Regions from separate parts of the Homo sapiens genome. Here region 1 is linked to region 2. Evidence: chromatin contacts called from ENCODE Hi-C or POLR2A ChIA-PET data. All regions are on one chromosome and are shown on one strand. Each heading gives the region's core, a stretch centred on a gene start or an enhancer-like site at or near the end of the contact. The rest is flanking DNA. Distances are from core to core; before and after follow the strand shown.

The links. Hi-C counts contacts between places; a loop is a spot of excess contacts on that map. ChIA-PET counts read pairs that join two places held with the same protein, here RNA polymerase II (POLR2A). Pooled maps may share reads with other maps.
Region 1: a loop to region 2 is called in a pooled map, with 4 times the contacts of the local background. The contact joins two enhancer-like sites. A Hi-C loop is called at or near these places in 2 of 168 maps with a recorded cell type or tissue (Caco-2 and Calu3) and 11 of 50 pooled maps. POLR2A ChIA-PET finds 5 or more read pairs at or near these places in 3 of 52 experiments (BJ, PC-9 and activated T-cell).

What each region holds. Positions count from the first base shown.
Region 1 is chr12:11,694,186-11,700,542 of GRCh38, reverse strand. The region is part of intron 1 of ETV6 (ETS variant transcription factor 6); the gene reads right to left. Among named protein-coding and RNA genes, the nearest start is that of ETV6, 48 kb to the right of the region's middle. Within about 2 kb of position 4,927, at least 5 of the 41 ENCODE cell types and tissues checked have a DNase peak (open chromatin) inside an H3K27ac peak, as active enhancers do.
Region 2 is chr12:11,577,682-11,584,770 of GRCh38, reverse strand. No RefSeq gene overlaps it. Among named protein-coding and RNA genes, the nearest start is that of LINC01252, 33 kb to the right of the region's middle. RefSeq lists an enhancer at 5,703-5,902. Within about 2 kb of position 4,235, at least 11 of the 41 ENCODE cell types and tissues checked have a DNase peak (open chromatin) inside an H3K27ac peak, as active enhancers do.

The DNA.
Region 1 (6,357 bases), core at 3,678-6,177, 120 kb before region 2:
GTAGGCTATTAGTAGTTATGTTTTTGGGGACTCAGAAGTTATATACATAACTCAGAAACAGAAAGTAAGATATTGCATGTTCTCACTTATAAGCAGGAGCTAAAGAATGGGTATACAGGAACATACAGAGGGAAATAACATATATTGGAGACTCCAAAGATAGGAGGCAGGTTAAGGTTGAAAACCTACCTATTGGGTACAATGTTCACTACTAGGGTGAAGGCTATATTAAAAGCCCAGACTTCACCACTACACAATATATCCATGTAACAAAACTGCACTTGTACCCCCAAATTTATTTTTTAAAAAGTTATACACAGATATTTTTCCTGCGTGAGGGGTCAGCAACCTAACCCCCATGTAGCTCAAGAGTCAACTGTATATTCAAATACCTTTCACTCGATTCAGTCAATACACAGTGTGTACCTCCAATGTTCCAGGCCTCATGCAAGGCACTGAAAGGGGATCAAAGTTGATTAAAAATGGCCCAGGGCATCCTAGGGAGAATGACACAGATACACAAATAACTACAGCACTGGGCTGACTTGGACTAAGGTTTATAAAAAGAAATACAAACGCAGTAGGAGAAACAACAACAGTAAGTTCAAGACATTTTTCCAACAGGAGCTCAGGGAAGGCAAATTCATAACAGTTTAATGAAGGAAGTCCAATGCATGACCTTGGCCCATTTGCACCTTTGCATCCTCCCTAGTGAATGAGGAGGGGGAACGCAGTATACTCGAAGGTCCTCCAGCTGGGAGGACCTTCCTACATTTTACATAACACAGAGGGTGGCCACAACATTTTGGGATGTGGGGCTGGGTCTGACCCAGAAGAGCATTTTCCTATCCTCTTTACCTCCATCCTACAGCTGCTCCATTCTATCACCCATGAAAAAGCTCAATAATCAACAAACCTTCTCCGCACTTTATTTCTCCTCTGTATTTATATATATTTTCAAGTATCCTGCAGGATAGCTCTTTGGGTTTCCACAAATATAGAAGAAACACACACACCCCTGCATTTTTTTACTCTAAAATTTCAGTTTCTAATTAAATCTTGTACATCCCTCATCAAGATCCATCTACATATAGTTTTATAGGCTGGAAAAATAGACCTATGCTGCCTTTTCCAGATGATTCGTGTTTTATGGAATAATAAAATGGGTAATGCTTAATTAAAATGAACATTTTTAAATGAATTAAAATGAGCAAGCTGTATTCTACCAATTTTGAAGAGTTTGCATGTTTTAGCTCTTGGATGTGTATTCAGCAAAACTGTTATCAATACATGCAAACCCCACTAAATTCTGGTTTCCTTCCATTTATCCTAGATGTCTTCAGAAAAATGAGAAAGCCTGGCTCAAGCAGAAAAGAAAGAATGTTGTCCTTTCATTTTATTAAAGCACTTTGAAAGGGGCAACCTATTACAATTATCCCTTTGCAATATTGCAGGAACTTAAGTATTTAACAAAAGATAGGAAGAATCCTGAACATGGCAGCATCGTGCTCTAATGGAGAGATCTTCAGAGTGCGATGATAGTGGGTTCTGGAATCTGCCTGTGTTCAAATCTGGGCTGTGCACTTTCTGTCTGTGAACTTTAGGCAGGTTACATAACCTCTCTAATCCCCAACTTCCCTACCTGTTAAATAGTTTAGTAGTAGTAATACCTAACTCAGAGGGTTGTGCTAAGAACTAAACAAGAATGTACTGACATGAAGCTCTTAGCACAGTGCCTGGCACAATTAATAAATTGTTATTCATCAATTTATATTGTTCAATGCAACCACCAGCTCAATCTCAGGCATTTCATTCAGCCTTTTTGGATCTATCTTGGTTCTCCCTACTTCTATCTTACAAAGGTATTAGGGGAAAAATTGAGGTCACACCTATAAAGAAATATGAGCTACAGGAAAACATTAAACTCCCTTGCTAGTTGTTGAAGGAGCAGGCTGCCATGTTGTGGGTGTCTAGGTTGGGAGGCCCACATAGTATGGAACAGAGGGAAGCCTCCAACCAACAGCTAGTAAGAAACTAAAATCCTCTGTCCTACAACCACAAGGTACTAAATTCTGCTAACAAAGTGGGTTCTTCCTCAGTCAAGCCTCAGATCAGAACACAGCCCTGGCTAACACATTAATTACAGCCTTCTGAGACCCTTTGCAGATGACCCAGGTAAACTGTGTCCAGATTCTTGACCCAAAGAAACTGAGATAAGAAATGAATGTTGTTTTAAACCACTAAATTTGTGGCAGTTTGTTATGCAGCAATAGAAAACTAATACTAATGCAGATGTTAGGAATGCAAGCAGACCCACATGGTACAAAATACACACGTATTTCTATGATTTAATACCATGCTGTAGTGATTCAGCCTTCCTGGAACCTGTGGCAGGGAAGGACAGGAAACTAAGGACAGATACTTAGAAGAGTCAGTGGTAAAAACATATTCTCCATAGTAATGGGGTATGGAAAAAGAGTAATAGTTTTCTATGGTATTTCATCAAACAAGGAACAACCAGAGGTTTTTTTAAATTTTTTTTGTTTTCAATTTATTTTCAAATTAGGCAAGTCAGCCTTTTCTGGATGCCAAATAGAACAAGAGATTTCGTCAAGTCCAAATCCTCTTGCCAAATTGCATTACCTTATGGGCATGATTGGAAATCTCTCGGGGCTTAGTTATGGGAAGGATTCACAAGTCAGATGCCCAGATTAGACAGCCCACATGCAACTTAGTTCACATTAAATACACTCATCCAAACCAGGAGATAGGAAACTTTTGTGAAGATGTGGATTCTGCCTTCATTTTTTAATTAATTACTCCTCTCACAAATGGATATGCTACACTACTCAGACACTTTTCCATTGCTCTTACAGTAACATCCCCTGCCCTTTTATCAGTATCCCCACTTAAACTTACACCCCTAAATTCTTAATCAGTCTGAGGCCTTCTTAAGCATTTTTCACAGAATTAGGAAACTTAAAAAGTAAGACAGGTCCTTGGAGATAATCTTGGTCATATTCTCTAATTTTACCAGAGAAATTGCAAGGCCCACAGAAGTCAAATGAGTGACTCAAGCTTAAAAGCAGAATCCTTTTACAACCTTTAAGCCGTTTCTTGAGAACGGAGATGAGGAGTATGTTTCTCCCTTAACCTTCCCTTTCAACTTTTCCTGCACCTGTCTGTTCAGATGCCTGCAGCCTCTGCTAAGTACCTCCTCTGACTGGGAAGCATTTCTGTGAAGTTACAACCACGAATGGAGGAGTTCTCGGGTGGCTCCTGTGTAGCTTACAGGCTATGGTGACATTCAGGACCCATCAAGTTTCTGCCATTGCTGTCAGTCCCCAAGAAATTTCAGCCAAGTCATGGCAACAAAATAAATGATCGACTCCACTGCCTAAGTGATGAGTTAAGGCACAGTGTAGTCACAATCTATGTAATCCATGTAGATTCACTGATTGCAGCTTAGGGAAAAAGACAGGAAGGAAATCTATTCATTTAAATTTAACAATTATTTACAGAAGTATTACCTACAATTTTTCTATAACTTATCTATCTGTTCAACAAACACTGAATATCAATCATGTGTCAGCCAAATTGCTACTAGAAATAAAAAGATGATGTAAGAAATAGTCTCTGCCCTCAAGGAGTTTGCATTCTAGTGAGGAAATACAATATTTAGTAATTATAATAAGGAACTTATTTATTTTTATTATTATTTTTTTGAGACAGAGTCTTATACTCTGTTGCCCAGGCTAAAGTGCAGTGGCATGATCTCAGCTCACTGCAACCTCCATCTCCCGGGTTCAGGCAATTCTTCTGCCTCAGCCTCCTGAATAGCTGGGTTTACAGGCCCCTGCTACCATACCCAGCTAATTTTTGTATCTTTAGTTGAGATGGGGTTTCACCACTTGCCCAGGCTGGTATCGAACTCCTGACTCAAGTGATCCTCTTGCCTCGGCTTCTCAAATGCTGGGATTACAGGTGTGAGCCACTGCGCCTGGCTGGGAACCTATTTATTGAGCATTTACTATGGGCCAGGTGGGTTATTGGTACTTTAGATGGATTAACTCCCTTAGTTTTTATTGCAACTCCATGAAGTAGGCACTATTTTAATCCCTATTTTACTCACAAGAAAACTGAAGTACAGAATGGTTAAGTAACTTGCCCGAAGTTCATGTATTCATTGTTTTAACAATGATCTGCCTACCACTCTAGGCACAGCTCTATGTGCTGGGAATAAAGCAGTGACAAACAGATGAAAATCACTGTTCCCATGGAGTGTACGTACTAGTGGAAGGAGAACAAACATTAAGAAACAAGTAAAAATCAATATCAGAGACTGACAAGTGCTATACAGAAAAAAGAAATAAAAACTCTTGAAACTTTGAGTTACTCATCACTGAGGTTTCTCCTGTGTGATGTGTGCTGCACGTGTTAATAAACTCTCTATTTTTCTCCTGTTAATTTATCGTTTTGCTAATCTTATTTAGAGGAAAAAGTTTCTTTTTTTTTTCCCTACACCTATCATCTCCCCTCCCCAGGCCTTAGGGGTCCTCATCTCTAAAATGAAGGAATTAGACCACAGGAACTGCAAGAGGCTTGGTAATTCTAATATTCCATGAGTCGATGATTAGGAAGAAGAAAGATGTCACTGGTGATATGGAAAAAGCCAACTGAACATGCTAAGCGCTGCTGACCGCATGAGACTCCAAAGCTCCCTGAGCCCACCGCCTGGTCAGAGGACGAGGGGAGCAGCTGAGGTTCCTCACAATCCTCCAGGATGCACACCCCTAGGTCTCCAGCACTGGAGAAAGAGTGGAGAAGGAGGCGCCTGGAGAACACAAACACAAACACAAGGACAGCCATGAAGGCGAGAGCTGGAAACTCCTCAAAATCTGACTCTGCATGTTGCAGAACTAACAGATGAAACCCGGTTGAGAAAAAGACAGCCTTGCCAGGTGTTGAGTCACATTAAAGAAACTAGTCCTTCTCCCTCCAGCCTGTGCCATTAGGATTTGCTCCATTTCACTTCCCTGAAGTGCAAAACTGGAAGGGATTGTAATACAACTCACTTCAGCTGGAGGACCCAGGATCCAGTAAAAGCAGACAGAAGCTAGGGCAAACTCCAGTGCCTGGCAGGAGAATTCCAGTGTCTGATGAAAGAATTCCCTTCCTAACAGCAATGGTCCTTGCTGCTGTCACTCCCTTCTTTTCCTCAGTGTTCTTGGCTCCAACTTTCTCCATGCCATTCTATCCCTGTCCCTATCCCTGACTTTCTTATTTAACTCTCAAATCCTAATTACGTGAGGTGGAGAAATCTCTATTTCAATTCATTAGAATCTGTTCCTATCACAGTAATTTTCTAAGGGGTCATATGAATTTGGGCCAGATTTGGTATCATTAAAAGGAAGGATAACATACCTTCAGTTCACATCAGATGAGTCTCACATGCACGAAAATGCCAGAAATTAAATGTTTCGCATGGGCCTGTCTTCGGTATCCTTTGACAGGTCACAGCAAAATTCAGTATACAAAGGGTACAGAGATGACCTATACTAAGTGACATACACCATCTTTACATGACCGGTTCCAAATTTTGTTTTTTTAAATCACACGTCAATCTAAGGGAAGAAAAGCACAGTGCTAAACTGATACATAAGACATGTTGAACCAAATTCTCTCCTAGCTCCTTAAAGAGAGGAAAAATAGCATCTCCACGGGGAGGGAAAAGAACGTCTTATTCCAAGCACCAGCAGGAACATGTCTTCTAAAGAGAGAGATGGGACAAACACACACAAAAGTACATGTGGATAAATGATTACGACTTTGCAGAGTTGAATATCTGAAAGCAGAGAGAAGGCTGTAACAAACACAGAGACAATAACCAGGTGGAAAAAGAGTCTTCACTGGAAAAGTTTAATAGGGAGGAGATATTTTAAAGTACTGTTTTGAAAGCGAGAGCCATGTTTAGGCAGAGTGGTGCCCATTCTGTCTGTATATGATCATCTTCCCACCTAGTCTCTGCACTCAATGACATGAAAAATATATTGAGCATTACAGAAGACAGTACATTTGGTTTAAACATGGCCATTGGACTGACTTGTCTTAAGGGGTGAACTTTTTATAAAAGCAACAGATGGGTCCCCAATTCAGATAATTCCATAAGAAGCTATTATAAAACATGTCATGTGCATTACATCTTACATAGCCCTTATACTAAATTAGTGGCCCATTTTTCAACCGAGGACACTGAGCCTCAGGGGTTAAATAATATGCAGACTCACAGAGGTCAGAAGCAGCAGGGGTAGAGTTCAAACCAAGGTTTACCAAATGTTGGTCTGTGTTCTTACCACT
Region 2 (7,089 bases), core at 2,986-5,485:
GGTCTGGGGAAACAGGAACTTACAATTCAACACAAAAGTGCTGTAGAGAAGGCACATGAGATATTCCCAGGGCATATAAAGTATGAATACCCATGTCAGTCCAGGGGAAATTAGGGAACTTCCTCAGGGGAAGTAACATTTCAGCTGAGCCTTGAAGGAGTTTCTATGCCAACAACGAGAATGCGGGTTTCGGGCTGGGAGAACAGCACATGTTTTAAAAAGGAGACATGTTTTGAGAAAGAACTAAAAGTAAGTCCATATTTCTGGGATTTAAAGAAGAAAGTATGGAGCAGTAAAAATTGCAGGCTGGACAGATGGTCAGGTATTACTCAATCCAAATGACAATTAGACACTCACTGGTTGAAGGGCAGTATGCCAGATGCTGGGTTGACTGAAACTGGGGATTATGATCCTGGAGAAAGGTTTGGGAAGGCTTCAAACTAGAGATAGAGCAGGGATAAATGTTATTGCTAGAATTTAGGAAAGACGTAAGAAAGGTCTATTAAACGCAGTGGCTGTGGGGAAGAGAGGTGAGGGGAAAATACAAAGGATATTTAGGAGGTAGAATCAACCCTTAGTTTATTGAATGAGGCATAAAGAGAAGGGAAGAATAAAGGGATCACTTTCAACTCTCTGGCTTGGGAAACTGGGTGCATGATGGAAGCATTCATTCACTGAGACAGGAGGCGCAGGAACAGACACAGGTTGTGGAGAAGCATGACGTTTGGCATTCATGTCTTTTATCTTGCTCTTGTTTTATGGATGCAATGTCATTCTTAATTTCTCTGAAGATGCTAATGTGCTTTTGCTGGTTGTCTGTTTCTTACTCTTGCCTTCTGTAGAACTGTAGTCTCCAAGTTGAGACAAATTTCTGAGTTAATTCTAGACAGATCGGCTCCCTTTTTGGCTGTAGTCTCATCCCTCAGGGGTACTAGGCTGCAGCTTCCTCATCAGCTCTGATCATCATCAGTCATCCCTCTTCATCCATCTCCTGACTTCTAGAACTTTGCTGTAACCTCTATTCCTCCATTAGCTTCCCTTCCATTCTCTTTGTTTGGTTGGGTTGGGTGGGGGGAGTGTTCATACCTTTTCCTTTCTTTACCTTTCCTTTTTTTTTTTTTTTTTTTTGTGAGGTCTATGTTGCTCAGGCTGAACTTGAACTCCTGGGCTCAGGCAATCCTCCTGCCTTGGCCTTCTGAGTAGCTAGGACTACAGGTGCACGCCACTGTGCCTGACATGCTTTTTATTCTTTTACTATGATTTCAATATGGTTTTTGGGAAAAAGATAAACAAATGTGCTTAATCTGCCATCTTAAATCAGAGCCTGTGGATTTGATCTTTGATATGATATATTTAAGGTAGCTATTAATATATGGTATGCCCAGGTAGAGTTTTCTTATGGGAAATTAGCTATATGTATGGATTTGAAATTCAAGAAACAATGGCAATCACAAGTAAAGATCTGCAGTTCCTGGTTTAGAAATTATGGGTGGGGATGCACTTGCCTGGGGAGAGCATGCAGAATGAAAATAGAATAGGAATTAAGCTTGATGCAGGGAACATCAACATGTAAGATGCTTGTTTTTAGATACACTATTCCTCCAGAATTAGGGAGACACATGATAACTCAGAACATTCCCCTTATTGATAAGAAGAACTCAGAGGCTCTTCAAGTTCAGGAAAGTTGCATTTAATACACAATAAAGGTGTAAAAGCAGCAGCAAGATGGCTATGTGTAACAAAGCTGAACAGGGTGAGGATAGGAGTTCCTAAGATGAAAGAGATAATCTAGGGTGTCACCAATTCCAGATGATGCTAATTATTTTGGCTCTGGGCCCATTCTTATAAGTCTGCTGAATTGTGACTCCCATGATCTGCCATTCTATTCTTTTCTTCTGCTGAGAACGTGGCTCTGATTCAAGTACCACTGTTCAGTGACATATGTCTTGATAGTCTCCACACATTCAGTAAATATTGATTGAGGTTTTAAAATATACCAGACACAAGGTGAGATGCTAGGGATATATGAAAGTACATAAAACAACATACCCGCCCTCAAAAAACTCAACTACATGCTCCAACTGAGTGTCATCAACTGCCATTATTCTTACTAGCAAAAATTTTACCATTAGCATTTTTTTTTTTTTTGAGACAGGATCTGGCTGCTGCCCAGGCTGGAGTGCAGTGATGGAATCATAGCTCACCACAACCTTGAACTCCTATGCTCACGTGAGCCTCTCACTGCAGCCTCCCGAGTAGCTAGCTAAGACTACAGGCGCTCATCACCATGCCTGGCTAATTTTAAACATTTTCTTTTAGAGAGGGGGTTTTGCTGTGTTGCCCAGGCTGGTCATGAATCCTGGCCTCCAGCTATTCTCCTGCCTCGACCTCCCAAAGTGCTGGGATTGCAGGCATGAGCCATCGTGCTCAGCTAACATTAGCTTTCAGGGAAAGTTTGGCTACCCTTCGTTCTAATAGGTAGATTTGGAAGCTCTTATTCGGGTGTCCAATGTAGCCATTTTCTGTATCTGGTGAAGCAAAGGGTGAGGATTTTCTTCCTCTATCTCGAAAGTGATAGAAAGTCATCACTCTGACCCAATATAGCACAGTGCATGGGCAGAGTGATTTCTTATCATCTATTAGTTTATTTAGTCTTTCTTCTAACTTTTATTACCTTAAATTATTATTAAGTAGGATTCTAAAAAAGCGCAAGCCACTGCACAATAGCATATTTCAGAGATGGTCAATAAAAGAAAACAAATTTTTTTTAAATAATAATAAAACTTAAGCACAGTCTGCAAACAAGTCATTGGTTAAAAAAAATACAACTAATCAAAGAACGATAGTCTACTCATAAATGCCTTCCTTATAAACACCAACATTCAAAGACAAATAATTTCTTTTAAAACTGGAATTCTAGCTGTGGTGTTTCTAATCTTGAGTTTTTTTTTTTTAACCCTGAGATTTAATAAAAGTCTCCAAAAGCGATGAGAAAAATTTAATTCAGTAGAGAATAAGGATGTAGGTTGTCAAAAGGGTGAGTAGAGAAAATTAATCTAGTAGGATGCTTTATTAATATTACTAAAACTAATTAAAATGACAATAGTAATGATGGGATAAGAAGAGAATATGGCCATTTCAAATGATGACATTTTTCTAGTTTAGGTGAGTTGTCAAAATTCCTTCCTTCCTTCCTTCCTGCCTGCCAGCCTGCCTGCATTCAGTCAACACATATACCCAGCATGTGTCAGGCACTGTGGTAGGTGCTGGGATACAAATTCCTTCTTATGAGATATTCACTGATAGCTAAATAAAATCCCACCAAGGAAAGTTACAGCGCAAAGTCTCCAAGATGAACTTTCGTGTTGCCTTGCAGCCTTGTTTTACTTCAGTTGTCTAGTGCTGCCACCTGCTGGGCATTTTCTTTTTCTTTTCTTTTATAAAATTTTATATCCATAGTTTTTAGGGGTCTATATGGTTTTTGATTACAGGGGTAAGTTCTTTAGTGGTGATTTCTTAGACTTTGGTGCAATGCTTGGTATTTTCCTTCTCAGTGAGTTTAACTACAGGTGTGGACAGAGAACCCAGAATTTATTTTATTTTATTTTATTTTATTTTATTTTATTTTATTTTAGAGACGGTATCACTCTGCTGCCCAGGCTGGAGTGCAATAGCACGATCATAGCTCACTGCAGCCTCAAACTCCTGGGCTCAAGTCATCTTCCCACCTCAGTCTTCCTAGCAGCTGGGACTACAGGTGTGCACTACCTCGCCTGGCTAATTTTTTAATTTTTTTGTAGAGATGGGGTCTTGCCATGTTGCCCAGCCTGGTCTTGAACTCCTGACCTCAAGTGTCCCACATGCCTTGGCCTCAGAGTGCTGAGATTGCAGGTGTGAGCCACTGCACCTGGCCTAGAACCCAGAATTTCTTAGGAAAGGAAGGACGGTGAAGAGGGCATTTCCATGTCTGCATGCTGGACTATCCATTTTTCTTGATGAGTACACATTCTCTCTTCCTCTCCACCTAATTCCATGGTGGTACCAGCCCTAACTTCTCCAGAATTACAGGCTCCTCTCTTGCTGGGTGCTGACTCATCTGCCCAATATGCCTAGGGCAATTGCCTTACTTCTCTCTCTCCCACAGAGTTTTGCTACTGAGCTTGTTTGGAGAAAGTTTTGGCCTTCTTTGGCCTTCTTTGGCTTTCTTCCCATTCTTGTGGGAGTTGGAGATTCTTGCCAAGACACTGGAGGTGTGTGCCCAAGTTGCTTAACATGGGCAGGCAGAGGCCAAAAGCCCTCGCAGCAAGCACTTCCACACAATTTTGAATCTGTTCTCACTTCTGCATGTGGGGGCAGTGTTGTGGGTGTTGGGGGTTTACTACTTCCTCATGGGTGGTCTAGGATCAGGTCCTCTGGGCTTCTTCAAAATGCTGCACAAAGTTGCAGCATTGGGGATTAAGTATGAAGTAGGTCATTTGCTTTGCAGCATTACTTCCTGAAGTGAGTCAAATGCATTCTGAGATGGTTTAATCCCTAAAAAGGAGCTCAATGACACCAAGTTCACCACTTACTCAGTGTCACGCCTCATTCTGCTCTGCTTCAAGCTTTGGTTTCCCAAGAATTGCTAATGTTTTATCCAGAAAAGATTAATCAAGTGTACAATACTTGCTCGGACACAAAATCATAGACATCACCATGTCCCATTGCTTGTCATCACATGAAAAATTATTCTGGATTTAAGTTGATAAGAATAACTCTTGGAATATTGAATACACATTTTAAAAATGAAATGCTTAATTTTATGCTTTTTACCCTCACTCAAATCATGTAATGGAAAATGTACTAAAGTAGGCACACATATTTCTTTATATCTAGTAGGCCCCCGCCCCCAAAACTCTCCTCTTCAGAAACCCCAGCTTATCCTTCCTGACTTTGAAACTTCAAGGGCATATCCTGAGCTCAGGGATTGTGCACTGAACTGGGAGAAGAAGGGTGGAATGGCACAGTATTAAACAAATTAATTGCTGAATTTCTTCTGTGACCTTCTGTTTCTTGACTCATTTTCTTTCTTCCTTTAGCTTGACAAATCATGCCATCAACTCCTTCAGCTCTCTCTCCATTCTCAGGCTCTAATTCGTGTTCTCCTTTCCTCTCTTTCCTAGCTACAATTAGTAGCAGTTATGAACCGTCTTTCACACAGCCTGGAACCCTCCATATCTCTGCACTGTTCTTGGATGTAGCCCAGGGTGGTTAGCCTTATTTCTTTCCTTTATCCCATTTTTTAAGGATGAAGTGATTTCCCTGAAAAAGGTTACTATGGAAATTGGTATAGACCCCAGATACTCCCCACATGTGCTCCATCCAGTAGATTAATGCCTCTCACAATGAAGTTATGATGTCTCATGTGGTCTTGAGGATAAAAGAAGATCTTGAGAAAGGGGAATGGGGAAGCCTAGAGGTAGGGGATAATAAGAAATTAGGGGAAAGGCTGGGCGCGGTGGCTCATACCTGTAATGCCAGCACTTTTGGAGCCCGAGGTGAGCAGATCACTTGAGGTCAGGAGTTTGAGACCAGCTTGGCCAACATGGTGAAACTCAGTTTCTACTAAAAATACAAAAAGTAGCCGGGCGTGGTAGCACACGCCTGTAGTCCCAGCTACTCTGGAGGCTGAGGTGGGAGAATCGCTTGAACCTAGGAGGTGGAGGTTGCAGTGAGCTGAGATCAGCCACTGCATACTCCAGCCTGGGCTACAGAGTGAGACTCTTTCTCGAAAAAAAAAGAAAGAAAGAAAAAGAAATTAGGGTAAAGACAAGAAGATAAGAAGTTCTGGGCATGTGAATGTGCATGGTATGGGGAATAGAAAGAGATGTGGGGTGTGGTTTCGGGGTGGGGACAGAAGAGAATGAAGGAATAGAGAAATTTCCAGGTTAACGGGCATTAGTTGAGAAAAGGGGATCAACTCCCACAACCACAACTGAAAGTGGTCCTTGAAAATTAAGACTCAAAACCTAGCAAGATCAGATCTTAATTCTTGAGTTTATTCCACAATGTGGCTTATTTTAAGAAGCTCCCTTTTTCTTCTCATTTTACTCAATTTCATCACTTTAATCAGAGGTGCAGAGTTAAGAGATGAAAAGAGAGAAGTGAAAGTCTGATTATTCAAAATGAGATTCATTTTTATTTATTTTTTAGAGACAGGTTCTCGCTCTGTCACCCAGTCTGGAGTGCAGTGGTTCAATCATGGCTCACTGCAACCTCAACCTCCTGGGCTCAAGTCATCCTAGTCAGCCTCCTGAGTAGCTGGGACTACAGATGTGCACTCCCATGCTTATCTAATTTTTAATTTTTTGTAGTGACAAGGGTCTTGCTATGTTGCCCAGGCTGGTCCCAAACTCCTGGTCTCAAGCAATCCTCTTACCTCAGCCTCCCAAAGTGTTGGAATTACAGGTGTGAGCCACTGCATCTAACCAATATTAATTTTTAAATAAAAATTTTAGAGAGTTTCTTTTGAAACTTACTGCTAAGCTTACGAGATTTTTTTTCCCTTCTCACATCCACTTTTTTTTTCTTTTCACATTTTTATTTTATTGTTTAAAAAATATTGCATGACTAGATCATACCCTTTTTTTCAAGCCAAACAGTCTTGGAGCATACAAACAAAAAATTACTCATTGCTCCACCTCCTTCCAATACCACATACCAAAGAACTGATGTTAACAGTCCCAGCCCTCATCATCACTGTTCTACTGCCCAGGTGGATTCAGGGGTCCTCTGTGAGGGTTACAGTTGCTTGGGTTGTCTGGAAAGGCAGGTAATAGTTCTTTTTGCTACGGAATGCCACACATGCATGCATCTGAGCTTATTATGCCTCTCTGCAAAGGGTTGCCCTTGGGGGAGGAAGTGATAACACTGGGTCCCACTAGCGGTGGAACCCTTAGCACATCCTTCATTAATCCCCACCTTCCTGCCTGCTGGTCAAGCTTTGATCTTCTTCTGAGCAGGACATGGTTCTTAGGACATCACATATTTCTTTCCGTGGTTTTAGTATAAATATTATGTACTTGGCCCTCTGGGGGACTGGCTTTGGAT